Regions from separate parts of the Homo sapiens genome. Here region 1 is linked to region 2. The links are chromatin contacts, found by Hi-C or POLR2A ChIA-PET in ENCODE. All regions are on one chromosome and are shown on one strand. The core of a region is the stretch at or near the end of the contact, and the rest is flanking DNA. Distances in the headings are between cores, read along the strand shown. Region 1 holds the start of STRN3 (striatin 3). Region 2 overlaps SCFD1 (sec1 family domain containing 1).

Region 1 (6,714 bases), core at 1,471-3,970, 340 kb after region 2:
TAAGTTTACAGTAAAAATCCACTGATGCTTCACTACACCCTCCCACAAATATGTATTCAACACATACATTTTAAAATACGCATCTCACAAGCAATCTCAGTAGACTGAAGGCACCTAAAGCAAACTAGAAACCTTATTAAGTTAACCCAATAAAACATTTTAAATATATAACTCAAAAAAAAAAAAACCAACGCCATCATGAACATTTTATTCCAAAAGAATCAGTATGAAATAAAAAAGAGTCTAGAAACACTGTAGGACTTCTTCAAAACAAGGAAACAAACAAAAACTTAGGATGGCTAATAACAGTACTGTACCAATAGAATTGAAAGCAAGCAAGCAAGCAAAAGGAATCTACCTTAAAACACTGCTGCTGCTGTTAAGGAGACCTAGAAGGGAAAGCAAATGCTAGAGCAGGCAATAAAGGCTTCTTTAATATATAGTATAGGTTTTACTAATTTGGGCACAAGATATCTTTCTTCTCAGCTGCTTACATTAGTGAAGTTTATGGGTGAAAAATGCAATTGCTAACTTGAAGAGTGTTGAAATCCAAACTTGCATACAACAGTACAAAGGTCTAAGAAACCATAGCAGGGACTGGTGAAGTATTATTTAGTGAGCTTAGGCCTTACTGCATTTGTCAATCCAAATTTTAAAAACAAATGCCTTACTTACTTTACTCACACAGAAAATTAAGTTTGCAGTATGTAGTAGAAAGCTGTATACCAACAGAATTCTATAAATTTTAAGTATGTTAAAGCAGACTGTACACAACTTAAACCAGTTTTGACTTCAGCTTTTTTAAAGTTATGTAATTTTAAAGCCCAATATTATATCAAAACACAATTGTAAAGCACTGAAATGACTAACAAGTGTTACTTTTTTTTAAGACTTCATACAGTGTCAAAATACCCAAGTATTTTTTACTTTTGAAAAGTTTAACTTCACCCACTTTGTGGAGTCATATAAAAGTTTACTAGTTCAGAACCAAACTAAAGAGATGCATATTTGAGGACACCCTTTCTAGTTAATCCAATCCTCCTCCTTTCAGCACTACATTTGCCTAACGATTCACCATAGGCATATGACATATATGACAGCAAATACTGCTTACCCCCTAAATACACAACAGTCTGAAGAACAGGTGCAATACTATTTAGACACACGCTTTTTCCTTCTAAGCCTAAATTTGCCCTGGAAAGGTATTTAAAAATAAACACAAATACCCAAGAAAGTTAAATAACCCTTTCAAAAAGATGCAGCAATTTTGAGATCCAGGACATGAGCTGTTAACTACCAACAGCTTCCAAATGTGCAGCCTATCAAAGGTTCACATTATGAGGATCGAGTCAAGCTCAACTATGAAGGGTTCCGAGAACATCTCACTTTGCTTCTCCTGCAAGAGTAAGTAACATGATATAACTACGTTTCACTTCAAGGGAATATTAAATCTCTTCAGTCGTTTCATAAATACAGCATCGATCGTCTGGTTTGGTTTTTTTATAGATAAAGAAACGGATGGGGGAAAGGAGATCTAGTGGAGAGTACTGTAAAAAGAAAAATTCAGTGCTGAAAGCGTTGATGAGTCACTAAGTAAGGAATAACTACAGAGAATCCAAGTGAGTAAGGCAGCATCTCAGGTGAGAAAGTACTTAAAGTTGACGATGGGAAATAAAACTTCACAGGTCAGTCCCAAGTCACTGTGCACCCTAGCAGCCCAGGAAAGAAGCGTGGCTGTCAAGGGGCAAGCGCGTACCAAGTCTGAGGGAGGGGGCCAGATACGCCAAATCGGAAAGGGGGGTGGTCCGGAAAAGGGGGGTAAGATGCCTATCCTAGTCCCTCTCTTCGGGCTCTTCATCTCAAGAGGAACAAACAAGAGCAAACTCAGTGTTGAGAGGCCCCAAACCGGACTCTCCCACAGAGAGGTGCTCGGTCCCAAGCCCCGGAGGCCCGGGAAGGCCGCCTCCGGAGGAGCCCCCGCAGACGCCATACTAAAAGCCAAAATGGCTGCCCCGAGGAGGCCCGCACCGCGTAGCCAGTGAAGGTTGGGGAGCAAGCTTATGCGGGAAAGAGGGAGGGGGACTCCAGGAAAAGCCGTTGAGAGGACCATCACAACCTGAGCAGCACAGGTAGGTTCCGCTCGGCCTCCCAAGGCGCCGGCTCCGGCTGAGTGGAGTCCCCAGCCCCACCCCCCGGCCGGGAACCCAGCCGCCGCAGCTCCCGCACACCGACCCCAACGAGGTACCTGCAGTTCGGCCCGTTCCACCTCCCAGTGCGCCCGCTCCATCTCGAACCGAGCCCACTCGTGCTGGATGTAGTGCAGTATCCCCGGGATAGTGTACTGCTGCGGCCGGGACAGCTCGGGGCCTGCCGCGGGACCCGCTCCCTCGGAGGCCGGAGGACCCCCGCCGCCCGCCGCTCCGTTCCCCCCGGGCGAAAGGCCCAGGTTCCCCCCAGGTCCCTGCTGCTGCCGGGGAGGGGCCGCCATCCCCGGGCCGCCACCACCGCCTCCGGCAAGCTCGTCCATTGTGTGTGGGGCCCCGGCCGGGGCGCAGGGCGAGACGCCGACAGCTGGGGGAAGGGCCGGAGAGGGTGGCCCCGCGCTGGCTGCGGGGCGGAGGCCGGCCGGGAGAGGGGCGGGGAAGGGGTCGTTGCTGTGTGCCTGCCGTGGGTCAGAGCAGGGAGCTGCCGGCTGCCGCCATTACAATCCCTCCTCCATCTGCCCGTCTCACTCACTCACTTTAGGGGAAGGGGGGGCCTCGGCGGGAGGGGTGGGGGGAGAGTTGGGAAGGGGATAGGCGGAGGGCCGTCACTAGCGCACAGCATGCTGGGTAGCGAACGCAGCCTCACGCTTAATCGCCAAATAGAGTCCGGCCTCACCCTACGCCGGCGCACTGAGAACGCAGCCCGGGTCGCCGTTAGAGGGCGGGGAAAGAGCTCGGGCTCCGCCCCTAGGCCCGCCCTCAGACCCGATCCGGTGTCTGGCCGCAGCTACCGGACACCTGGGCTCCGACTCTGACTTTTGGAAGCGAGGCGGCCTTAGGCTTCCTGGTTATCAGTTTCCTTTTAGCAGGCCGTCCCCGGGCGCTGTTTCCTTCCCAGGGGTCTCTCACCCGTGTCCCGGCTTTCTGAGCTGGTTGTTAACCTGGCTGGTCGCTCTGGCCGACCGCATCCCGTCTCGGATTCCTGACGTTTCTTTTTCATTCTTTGAGTGTTTCAGGCAGTCCCAAGGGTGGGCCCTCTTTCCCTTCCTGTCACTCGCTCTGCCTCTGGTTTCTTAGAACCAGTCAGTTCTCTGCTGGCAAATAGCCAAGATCCTCCGGCTGTGGTTACTGATTCCTCGTCTCTGTCTTGAGCCTGGGCTTTGGTCCCATTTCTATGCGCTCGGTCGCCCGTCGTAACTTATTCCACTTTGCGTCCCCTCTTCTTTCCTTTTCTGGAATGGGTTGTGGGGGGGTTGGGAGAGGGGGAGGAGCGATTTTTTTTTTCTTGGGAGAAGAAGAGGTAGTGAATTCCTTTAGATCTTGACGATGATGGGTAGAGGGAGAGAAGTTTGAAGGAGACTGGCTAGACTAACAATTTGATACGGTAGAAATGAATGGGCTCACAAATATTGTCATCAATAGACTATTTTGATCGAAACAGAAAATAAAAGCACTGTGAGTACAACTTAAAATCCTAGATGAATGTTCTCCTGGGTCATTAAATGTTTAAGTGAATATGGCCGGGCGCGGCTGCTCAAGCCTGTAATCCCAGCACTTTGGGAAGCCGAGGTGGGCGATCACTTGAGGCCAGGAGTTCGAGACCAGCTTGGCCAACATTGTGAAACCCCATTTCTACTAAAAATACAAAAATTAGCCGGGCATGGTGGCGCACACCTGTAGTCCCAGCTCCTGGGGAGGCTGAGGCACGAGAATTGCTTGAGCCCAGGAGGCTGAGGTTGCAGAGAGCCGAGATCGCACCACTGCACTCCAGCCTGGGCGACAAAGCGAGACTCCGTGTCGGCAAAAAATTTAAAAAGTTTGAGGAATGTAACATATACATAAGAGACAAGGCTAATATTTTAAGTACAATAGTGGGTACTTTTATGTGCTTAGTTTCCTAGAAAATATCCTAATGCACTAGTGTGTTTCTAAAAATTAATATAGCTAAGAAGCATTTGTTTGAAAAATAAGACAAAAATAATTAACAACATAAGGAAATTAGGTTCAGTAATTATATTAATAGCGATGCAGGAAAATTGCATTGAAAATTTGTTACTTTTTAAAATTTTTTTTCTTTACTGCAAAAGCCAATAAAACTTGTACTATGGAGTATGCACTACCAACCAATCAGGAAGTAATTTCAAAAGAGATTAAGTAATGCATCTTATTTTATCACATCTGCTTTACTGTTATTACAGTTTAATGGAAAGCAGATTGGACCTGTTACTCATGCTGCCATGTTTTATTTCTATATGAAATGAGATCTTAGATTGCAGTACTATAATGTTAAGGACCATTTCTTCAAATTATTATTTTATTTATTTTTTTTTTTTGAGACAGGGTCTCACTCTGTTGCCTGGGCTGGAATGCAGTGGTGTGAGCTCTGCTTGTTGCAACCTGGAGCTCCCTGGCTGAGGTGGTCCTCCCACTTTAGCCTCCTGATAGCTGGGACTCCAGGTGTGCATCCACCAAGCCCAGCTAATTTTTGTATTTTTTGTAGAGACGGGGTTTTGTCATGATGCCCAGGCTAGTCTCCAACTCCTGGCTCAAGTGGTCCACCCACCTTGGCTTCACAAAGTGTTAAGATTACATATTTCTTCAAATTATTAAAGTACTATTTATCTTAGAGTTACCAACATACAACCTGTTTATTCATCCAATTCCTTTTTAGGGGGCGTCATAGCACATAAAAAGCTCAGAAAAATTATGCTGCCTCAAAGACATACACACACATACACACACACACACACACACACAGAGACATTTGTGGCCAGGTGCGGTGGCTCACACCTATAATCCCAGCACTTTGGGAGGCCGAAGCGGGCAGATCACTTGAGCTCAGGAGTTGGAGACCAGCCTGGCCAACATGGCAAAACCCCGTCTCTACCAAAAAGTACAAAAATTAGCTGGGCGTGGTGGCGCTTGCCTGTAATCCCAGCTTCTCTGGAGGCAGAGGGGGCAGTGAGCCGACATCATGCCACTACACTGTAGCCTGGGTGAAAGAGAGAGTGAGATTCCATCCCAAAAACAACAACAACAACAAAAACCATTTGTGAGAATGGTTGACCTGATGATAGCATCAAAAGAAGACTAACATGCACACTTATAACTGGTAACTTGAGCTTAAGGAAAGACTGGATTTCTTATCCTTTTTGTCTCCTCACCTACCCTCAAAACAAAAACAAAATCTCTACTTCTATTATCTACCTTATTAAGTGACACTACATCCAAACTTGAAGCCTAGCAGTCATTCTACTACCTTTCAGTCAGCCCCCACAAACCAATTTCATTCTCAGTAATATCTTTCCTGTGGATTCTATTGTCTCTCTTTATACTTTAGTTTAAACCTTCCCACCTCCATTCTACCCCCACTTTGCACTATCACTGCTGCCTGATTGATCTTCCTAAAACAAAGGTATGATTCTGTCATTCCTCTGTTTAACATAGTTTAGTGATTTCTAAATTTAGTATAAAGCCCAAATTTTAACATAAGCATATAAATTGATCTAGATCCATCCTACAGTCTAATCTACCATAACACTATCATGCCACCTCATTCTTCTCTTCAGCCAAACTGCCACTGTTTTTGGTTCCTCAAATGTATAATGCTATTTCATTCCACAGTAATTTAACACATGCTGTGCCCCATTGCCTATCTTCAAAACTCAGCTCAGATCAGGCACAGTGGCTCATGCCTGTAATCCCAACACTTTCGGAGACAGAGGTGAGAGGATGGCTTAAGCCTAGGAATTCGAGACCAACCTGGGCAACATGGCAAAACCCTGTCCCTACCAAAAATACAAAAATTAGCCAGAGTGGCCACGTGAGTCTGTAGTCCCAGCTACTCTGGAGGCTGAGATGGGAGGATCACCTGAGCCCAGGAGGTCCAGGCTGCAGTGAGCCATAATTGCATCATTATGCCACTGCACTCCAGTCTGGGCAACAGAGCAAAACCCTGTCTTAAGACAAACAAAACCCTTCCCCCACAAAAAAAAAAAAGAAAATACTCAGCTCAAGCATTATTTTGTCCAAGAAGCCTCCATATCCCTGAATTCTTTTGACTCACTATTCTATTGTAGTAGCCTCCCTCCCATGCTTATCTCTTTTTTTCTTTAATCTTTTTTTTTTTCTTTTTTGAGACTGGATCTCACTCTGTCACCCAGGCTGGAGTGCAGTGGCACAATCTTGGCTCACTCCAGCTTCAGCCTCCCCAGCTCAAGCGATCCTCCCACCTCAGCCTCCTAAGTAGCTGGGATGGGACCACAGGCATGTGCCACCATGCCCAGCAAATATTTTTGTATTTTTTGTAGAGATGGGTTTTCGCCATGTTGCACAGGCTGGTCTTGAACTCCTAGCAAAGTGCTGGGGTTACAGGTGTGAGCCACTGCACAGGGCCTTATCTAATAGTTTTTACACTATATTTACACCATCTGTGTACTGATCAGTAACACTGATACTAAACACTCCAAAAGCAATACTTACACATAGTGAGTACTCAATTTTTGCTTTA
Region 2 (6,626 bases), core at 3,099-5,598:
TCCTTGAAGAGGTCCTTCACATCCCTTGTAAGTTGGATTCCTAGGTATTTTATTCTCTTTGAAGCAATTGTGAATGGGAGTTCACCCATGATTTGGCTCTCTGTTTGTCTGTTGTTGGTGTATAAGAATGCTTGTGATTTTTGTACATTGATTTTGTATCCTGAGACTTTGCTGAAGTTGCTTATCAGCTTAAGGAGATTTTGGGCTGAGACGATGGGGTTTTCTAGATAAACAATCATGTCGTCTGCAAACAGGGACAATTTGACTTCCTCTTTTCCTAATTGAATACCCTTTATTTCCTTCTCCTGCCTGATTGCCCTGGCCAGAACTTCCAACACTATGTTGAATAGGAGAGGTGAGAGAGGGCATCCCTGTCTTGTGCCAGTTTTCAAAGGGAATGCTTCCAGTTTTTGCCCATTCAGTATGATATTGGCTGTGGGTTTGTCATAGATAGCTCTTATTATTTTGAAATACGTCCCATCAATACCTAATTTATTGAGAGTTTTTAGCATGAAGGGTTGTTGAATTTTGTCAAAGGCTTTTTCTGCATCTATTGAGATAATCATGTGGTTTTTGTCTTTGGCTCTGTTTATATGCTGGATTACATTTATTGATTTGCGTATATTGAACCAGCCTTGCATCCCAGGGATGAAGCCCACTTGATCATGGTGGATAAGCTTTTTGATGTGCTGCTGGATTCGGTTTGCCAGTATTTTATTGAGGATTTTTGCATCAATGTTCATCAAGGATATTGGTCTAAAATTCTCTTTTTTGGTTGTGTCTCTGCCCGGCTTTGGTATCAGAATGATGCTGGCCTCATAAAATGAGTTAGGGAGGATTCCCTCTTTTTCTATTGATTGGAATAGTTTCAGAAGGAATGGTACCAGTTCCTCCTTGTACCTCTGGTAGAATTCGGCTGTGAATCCATCTGGTCCTGGACTCTTTTTGGTTGGTAAACTATTGATTATTGCCACAATTTCAGAGCCTGTTATTGGTCTATTCAGAGATTCAACTTCTTCCTGGTTTAGTCTTGGGAGAGTGTATGTGTCGAGGAATGTATCCATTTCTTCTAGATTTTCTAGTTTATTTGCGTAGAAGTGTTTGTAGTATTCTCTGATGGTAGTTTGTATTTCTGTGGGATCAGTGGTGATATCCCCTTTATCATTTTTTATTGTGTCTATTTGATTCTTCTCTCTTTTTTTCTTTATTAGTCTTGCTAGCGGTCTATCAATTTTGTTGATCCTTTCAAAAAACCAGCTCCTGGATTCATTGATTTTTTGAAGGGTTTTTTGTGTCTCTATTTCCTTCAGTTCTGCTCTGATTTTAGTTATTTCTTGCCTTCTGCTAGCTTTTGAATGTGTTTGCTCTTGCTTTTCTAGTTCTTTTAATTGTGATGTTAGGGTGTCAATTTTGGATCTTTCCTGCTTTCTCTTGTAGGCATTTAGTGCTATAAATTTCCCTCTACACACTGCTTTGAATGCGTCCCAGAGATTCTGGTATGTGGTGTCTTTGTTCTCGTTGGTTTCAAAGAACATCTTTATTTCTGCCTTCATTTCGTTATGTACCCAGTAGTCATTCAGGAGCAGGTTGTTCAGTTTCCATGTAGTTGAGCGGCTTTGAGTGAGATTCTTAATCCTGAGTTCTAGTTTGATTGCACTGTGGTCTGAGAGATAGTTTGTTATAATTTCTGTTCTTTTACATTTGCTGAGGAGAGCTTTACTTCCAACTATGTGGTCAATTTTGGAATAGGTGTGGTGTGGTGCTGAAAAAAATGTATATTCTGTTGATTTGGGGTGGAGAGTTCTGTAGATGTCTATTAGGTCTGCTTGGTGCAGAGCTGAGTTCAATTCCTGGGTATCCTTGTTGACTTTCTGTCTCGTTGATCTGTCTAATGTTGACAGTGGGGTGTTAAAGTCTCCCATTATTAATGTGTGGGAGTCTAAGTCTCTTTGTAGGTCACTGAGGACTTGCTTTATGAATCTGGGTGCTCCTGTATTGGGTGCATAAATATTTAGGATAGTTAGCTCCTCTTGTTGAATTGATCCCTTTACCATTATGTAATGGCCTTCTTTGTCTCTTTTGATCTTTGTTGGTTTAAGTCTGTTTTATCAGAGACTAGGATTGCAACCCCTGCCTTTTTTTGTTTTCCATTTGCTTGGTAGATCTTCCTCCATCCTTTTATTTTGAGCCTATGTGTGTCTCTGCACGTGAGATGGGTTTCCTGAATACAGCACACTGATGGGTCTTGACTCTTTATCCAACTTGCCAGTCTGTGTCTTTTAATTGCAGAATTTAGTCCATTTATATTTAAAGTTAATATTGTTATGTGTGAATTTGATCCTGTCATTAGGATGTTAGCTGGTGATTTTGCTCATTAGTTGATGCAATTTCTTCCTAGTCTCGATGGTCTTTACATTTTGGCATGATTTTGCAGCGGCTGGTACCGGTTGTTCCTTTCCATGTTTAGCGCTTCCTTCAGGAGCTCTTTTAGGGCAGGCCTGGTGGTGACAAAATCTCTCAGCATTTGCTTGTCTATAAAGTATTTTATTTCTCCTTCACTTATGAAGCTTAGTTTGGCTGGATATGAAATTCTGGGTTGAAAATTCTTTTCTTTAAGAATGTTGAATATTGGCCCCCACTCTCTTCTGGCTTGTAGGGTTTCTGCCGAGAGATCCGCTGTTAGTCTGATGGGCTTCCCTTTGAGGGTAACCCGACCTTTCTCTCTGGCTGCCCTTAACATTTTTTCCTTCATTTCAACTTTGGTGAATCTGACAATTATGTGTCTTGGAGTTGCTCTTCTCGAGGAGTATCTTTGTGGCGTTCTCTGTATTTCCTGAATCTGAACGTTGGCCTGCCTTGCTAGATTGGGGAAGTTCTCCTGGATAATATCCTGCAGAGTGTTTTCCAACTTGGTTCCATTCTCCACATCACTTTCAGGTACACCAATCAGACGTAGATTTGGTCTTTTCACATAGTCCCATATTTCTTGGAGGCTTTGCTCATTTCTTTTTATTCTTTTTTCTCTAAACTTCCCTTCTCGCTTCATTTCATTCATTTCATCTTCCATTGCTGATACCCTTTCTTCCAGTTGATCGCATCGGCTCCTGAGGCTTCTGCATTCTTCACGTAGTTCTCGAGCCTTGGTTTTCAGCTCCATCAGCTCCTTTAAGCACTTCTCTGTATTGGTTATTCTAGTTATACATTCTTCTAAATTTTTTTCAAAGTTTTCAACTTCTTTGCCTTTGGTTTGAATGTCCTCCCGTAGCTCAGAGTAATTTGATCGTCTGAAGCCTTCTCTCAGCTCGTCAAAATCATTCTCCATCCAGCTTTGTTCTGTTGCTGGTGAGGAACTGCGTTCCTTTGGAGGAGGAGAGGCGCTCTGCGTTTTAGAGTTTCCAGTTTTTCTGTTCTGTTTTTTCCCCATCTTTGTGGTTTTATCTACTTTTGGTCTTTGATGATGGTGATGTACAGATGGGTTTTCGGTGTAGATGTCCTTTCTGGTTGTTAGTTTTCCTTCTAACAGACAGGACCCTCAGCTGCAGGTCTGTTGGAATACCCTGCCGTGTGAGGTGTCAGTGTGCCCCTGCTGGGGGGTGCCTCCCAGTTAGGCTGCTCGGGGGTCAGGGGTCAGGGACCCACTTGAGGAGGCAGTCTGCCCGTTCTCAGATCTCCAGCTGCGTGCTGGGAGAACCACTGCTCTCTTCAAAGCTGTCAGACAGGGACACTTAAGTCTGCAGAGGTTACTGCTGTCTTTTTGTTTGTCTGTGCCCTGCCCCCAGAGGTGGAGCCTACAGAGGCAGGCAGGCCTCCTTGAGCTGTGGTGGGCTCCACCCAGTTCGAGCTTCCTGGCTGCTTTGTTTACCTAAGCAAGCCTGGGCAATGGCGGGCGCCCCTCCCCCAGCCTCGCTGCCGCCTTGCAGTTTGATCTCAGACTGCTGTGCTAGCAATCAGCGAGATTCCGTGGGCGTAGGACCCTCTGAGCCAGGTGTGGGATATAGTCTCGTGGTGCGCCGTTTCTTAAGCCGGTCTGAAAAGCGCAATATTCGGGTGGAAGTGACCCGATTTTCCAGGTGCGTCCGTCACCCCTTTTTTTGACTCGGAAAGGGAACTCCCTGACCCCTTGCGCTTCCCAGGTGAGGCAATGCCTCGCCCTGCTTCGGCTCGCGCACGGTGCGCACACACACTGGCCTGCGCCCACTGTCTGGCGCTCCCTAGTGAGATGAACCCGGTACTTCAGATGGAAATGCAGAAATCACCCGTCTTCTGCGTCGCTCACGCTGGGAGCTGTAGACCGGAGCTGTTCCTATTCGGCCATCTTGGCTCCTCGCCCACTTATTCTTAATATTTATTGAAGCTACTGAAGAATCTCAGTTTATTATCTTGACCTTGTTATTTTGTTTTATATTTTTAATTTGTTCATTTTTTATGTCACTCTTATTACCCAAACTGTATTCTCTTTTGAGCCCATGTTGTAGAAGAAGATTAATCTTTGGAATTACAGAAGTTGCTTCTCTTAGTGTTTTCTCTCATTTCAAGAATTTGAGAAAAGGCCTATAGAAGGAAGCCATAAAATCGTTCTTGAGGGTAGTGTAATTTTCCCTATTTTCTGTGGTATACATTAGAGTATGACCTGTATTTGGATCTCAACTCTGTACTACTTCTACTCTGGTAGTCTTGAACAAATACATGTTTCTGTATGTCTGTTTCTTCATCTTTAAAATGAGATTAATAATTCCTAGCTCATAGTGTTATTTGGAGAATTAAATGAGATAATGTAAGTTAGTAATTTTTGAACACTGTTCTCTGGTACCCTAGAGCTGTATGGAGACATTTAATGGATCACTTGTATCTATTTTATGTTTAGGGTTCTGTAGAAGATTTGGTTTGAGAAAGAGGGTCCTGAGGCTCTCTCTTTAAAAACTCTTGAAAGCCATAGTTGTAAGTAAAGTGCCTTACACATGATAGGTGCCTTGAAGAGATACTAGTTCTCTTATGCAGGTTAGAAAATCTGTATAGCACTTCACTCCTTTTCCTCTTGGATGGTGCTCCCTCATAATCAGTATATTAAAGGGCTGTTACTTTTAACAGCTTTGTTGAGATGTAACTCACGTACTTTGCAATTCATCAATTTAAAACAAAACATTCAATGGATTTTAGGATATTTACAGAGTTGTTGCAACCACAATCTAATGTTAAAGCATTTTTGTCACCTCAAAAAGAAACCCCCTACCTAGTACCAATCACATTAAGTTGTTTTTGGACCCTATTTCCATTGTTCATTAGAAGCTGATGTTAATAAGTAAGTTACTACATCAAAAAGAGCAAAATGAACCAAATGCCTGTACTTACATAAGTCAGTGAGCCATGTTTTTTTACTGATTTATATAGTTCCAGAAATTAGAATCTGCTATGGCATTTAGCATACTTTATTTATTTATTTATTTATTTATTTATTTATTTATAGACAGGGTCTCACTATGTTTCCCAGGCTAGTCTCAAACTCCCAAGGCTCAAGCGATCCTCTCACCTCAGCCTCCCAAGTACCTGGGACTACAGGAATGTGCCACTGCACCTTAGCATACTGAGTTTTACATATGCAGTCACAAAATACTAGATTCTTTACGTTTTCCACTTCTAGAAGTTCGTTCATCTATTTTTATGACTTTTAAAAATGATTACTTGGTCTGTATACACCCCGTTCTTAGTTTCGAAATTCAGCAAATGCAAGTGCTTGTTATAAGCCAGGTGGTGGTAGACTCCTAGGGTTAAACAATTAATTAAACATGCTCTAAGGAGTTTACAGTTTTAGAAAGACACATAAACAAAGGACAGTAATATACTGTGATCTTTGTTATTATGATGAGGTGTATAAAGTGCTGTTGATACACAGATAAGGGAGTAATGAGTTATTTTGGCCAAGGAGGAGACTGGGAGAGGGTCAGAAAAGGGAGAGAGTAGGGATTGAAGGAAGAGTTGTAGAAAAGCTACAGAGAAGGTAGACGTTGAATGAGTAGAATTCACTGAGTAGATGGTAAGGAGGAATATATTCTGCAAAAGCTGAGAGAATAACTTGAGCCTAAGACTAGAGAATTAAAAGCAAACACAGTATTTAATGACAAGTTAAAGTTTAATGAAATAACTATTTGATGTGACTAGCGGAAACTGAATTTAGTGAATAGTGATAAAACAGAAAAGGTTAGCTGGATCAGAGGGCCTGAAAGTTAGTTTAACAGCTTATTTTAGCACCTTTCCCCTTCCATTCCTGACTTCACTCTGCAGATAACAGCTTTTCCCAAGCTAATATTCACATTAACAGTTCCTAGTATCATCATTGTCATTCCCCAAAGTTTTCTTTTTCTTCTTTCACTACTTTGTATCCCATATCCTTTCTCATGTAAATTATTAAATACCCGTCTTGTCCTTTCCATTCCCACAGCCACTACTGTGGCCTTTTTCCTAGAATCTCATATTTCTTTTGCTCATTTTTAGTATTATTGGTAGGACTTTCTCATTTCTAGGACTTTACTGTGTATCAATTTTAGTATTCAAACTAGCTTTATAGAGTAGCTAAAATAGTTCCTATATCAGAGAGTCTGAAGAATATGAAGGGCTGGAGAATTCATAGA

Evidence for each region. Hi-C counts contacts between places; a loop is a spot of excess contacts on that map. ChIA-PET counts read pairs that join two places held with the same protein, here RNA polymerase II (POLR2A).
Region 1: a loop to region 2 is called in a map of CD8-positive, alpha-beta T cell, with 4 times the contacts of the local background. The contact joins the promoter of STRN3 here to the enhancer-like site in region 2. A Hi-C loop is called at or near these places in 1 of 168 maps with a recorded cell type or tissue (CD8-positive, alpha-beta T cell). POLR2A ChIA-PET finds 5 or more read pairs at or near these places in 2 of 52 experiments (AG04450 and WTC11).

Annotation. Positions count from the first base shown.
Region 1 is chr14:31,023,659-31,030,372 of GRCh38, forward strand. STRN3 (striatin 3) reads right to left here and starts at 2,721. Exons shown (of 18, transcript NM_001083893.2): 1 at 2,246-2,721. The coding sequence starts at 2,527. AP4S1 (adaptor related protein complex 4 subunit sigma 1) reads left to right here and starts at 1,991. Exons shown (of 6, transcript NM_001128126.3): 1 at 1,991-2,129. RefSeq lists enhancers at 1,670-1,769, 1,840-1,949, 3,060-3,219 and silencers at 1,939-2,120, 2,260-2,519, 2,610-2,929.
Region 2 is chr14:30,686,508-30,693,133 of GRCh38, forward strand. The region is part of intron 14 of SCFD1 (sec1 family domain containing 1); the gene reads left to right. Among named protein-coding and RNA genes, the nearest start is that of SCFD1, 68 kb to the left of the region's middle. RefSeq lists enhancers at 3,764-3,853, 6,038-6,597. Within about 2 kb of position 4,349, at least 8 of the 41 ENCODE cell types and tissues checked have a DNase peak (open chromatin) inside an H3K27ac peak, as active enhancers do; they include CD8-positive, alpha-beta T cell, where a contact is called at or near this core.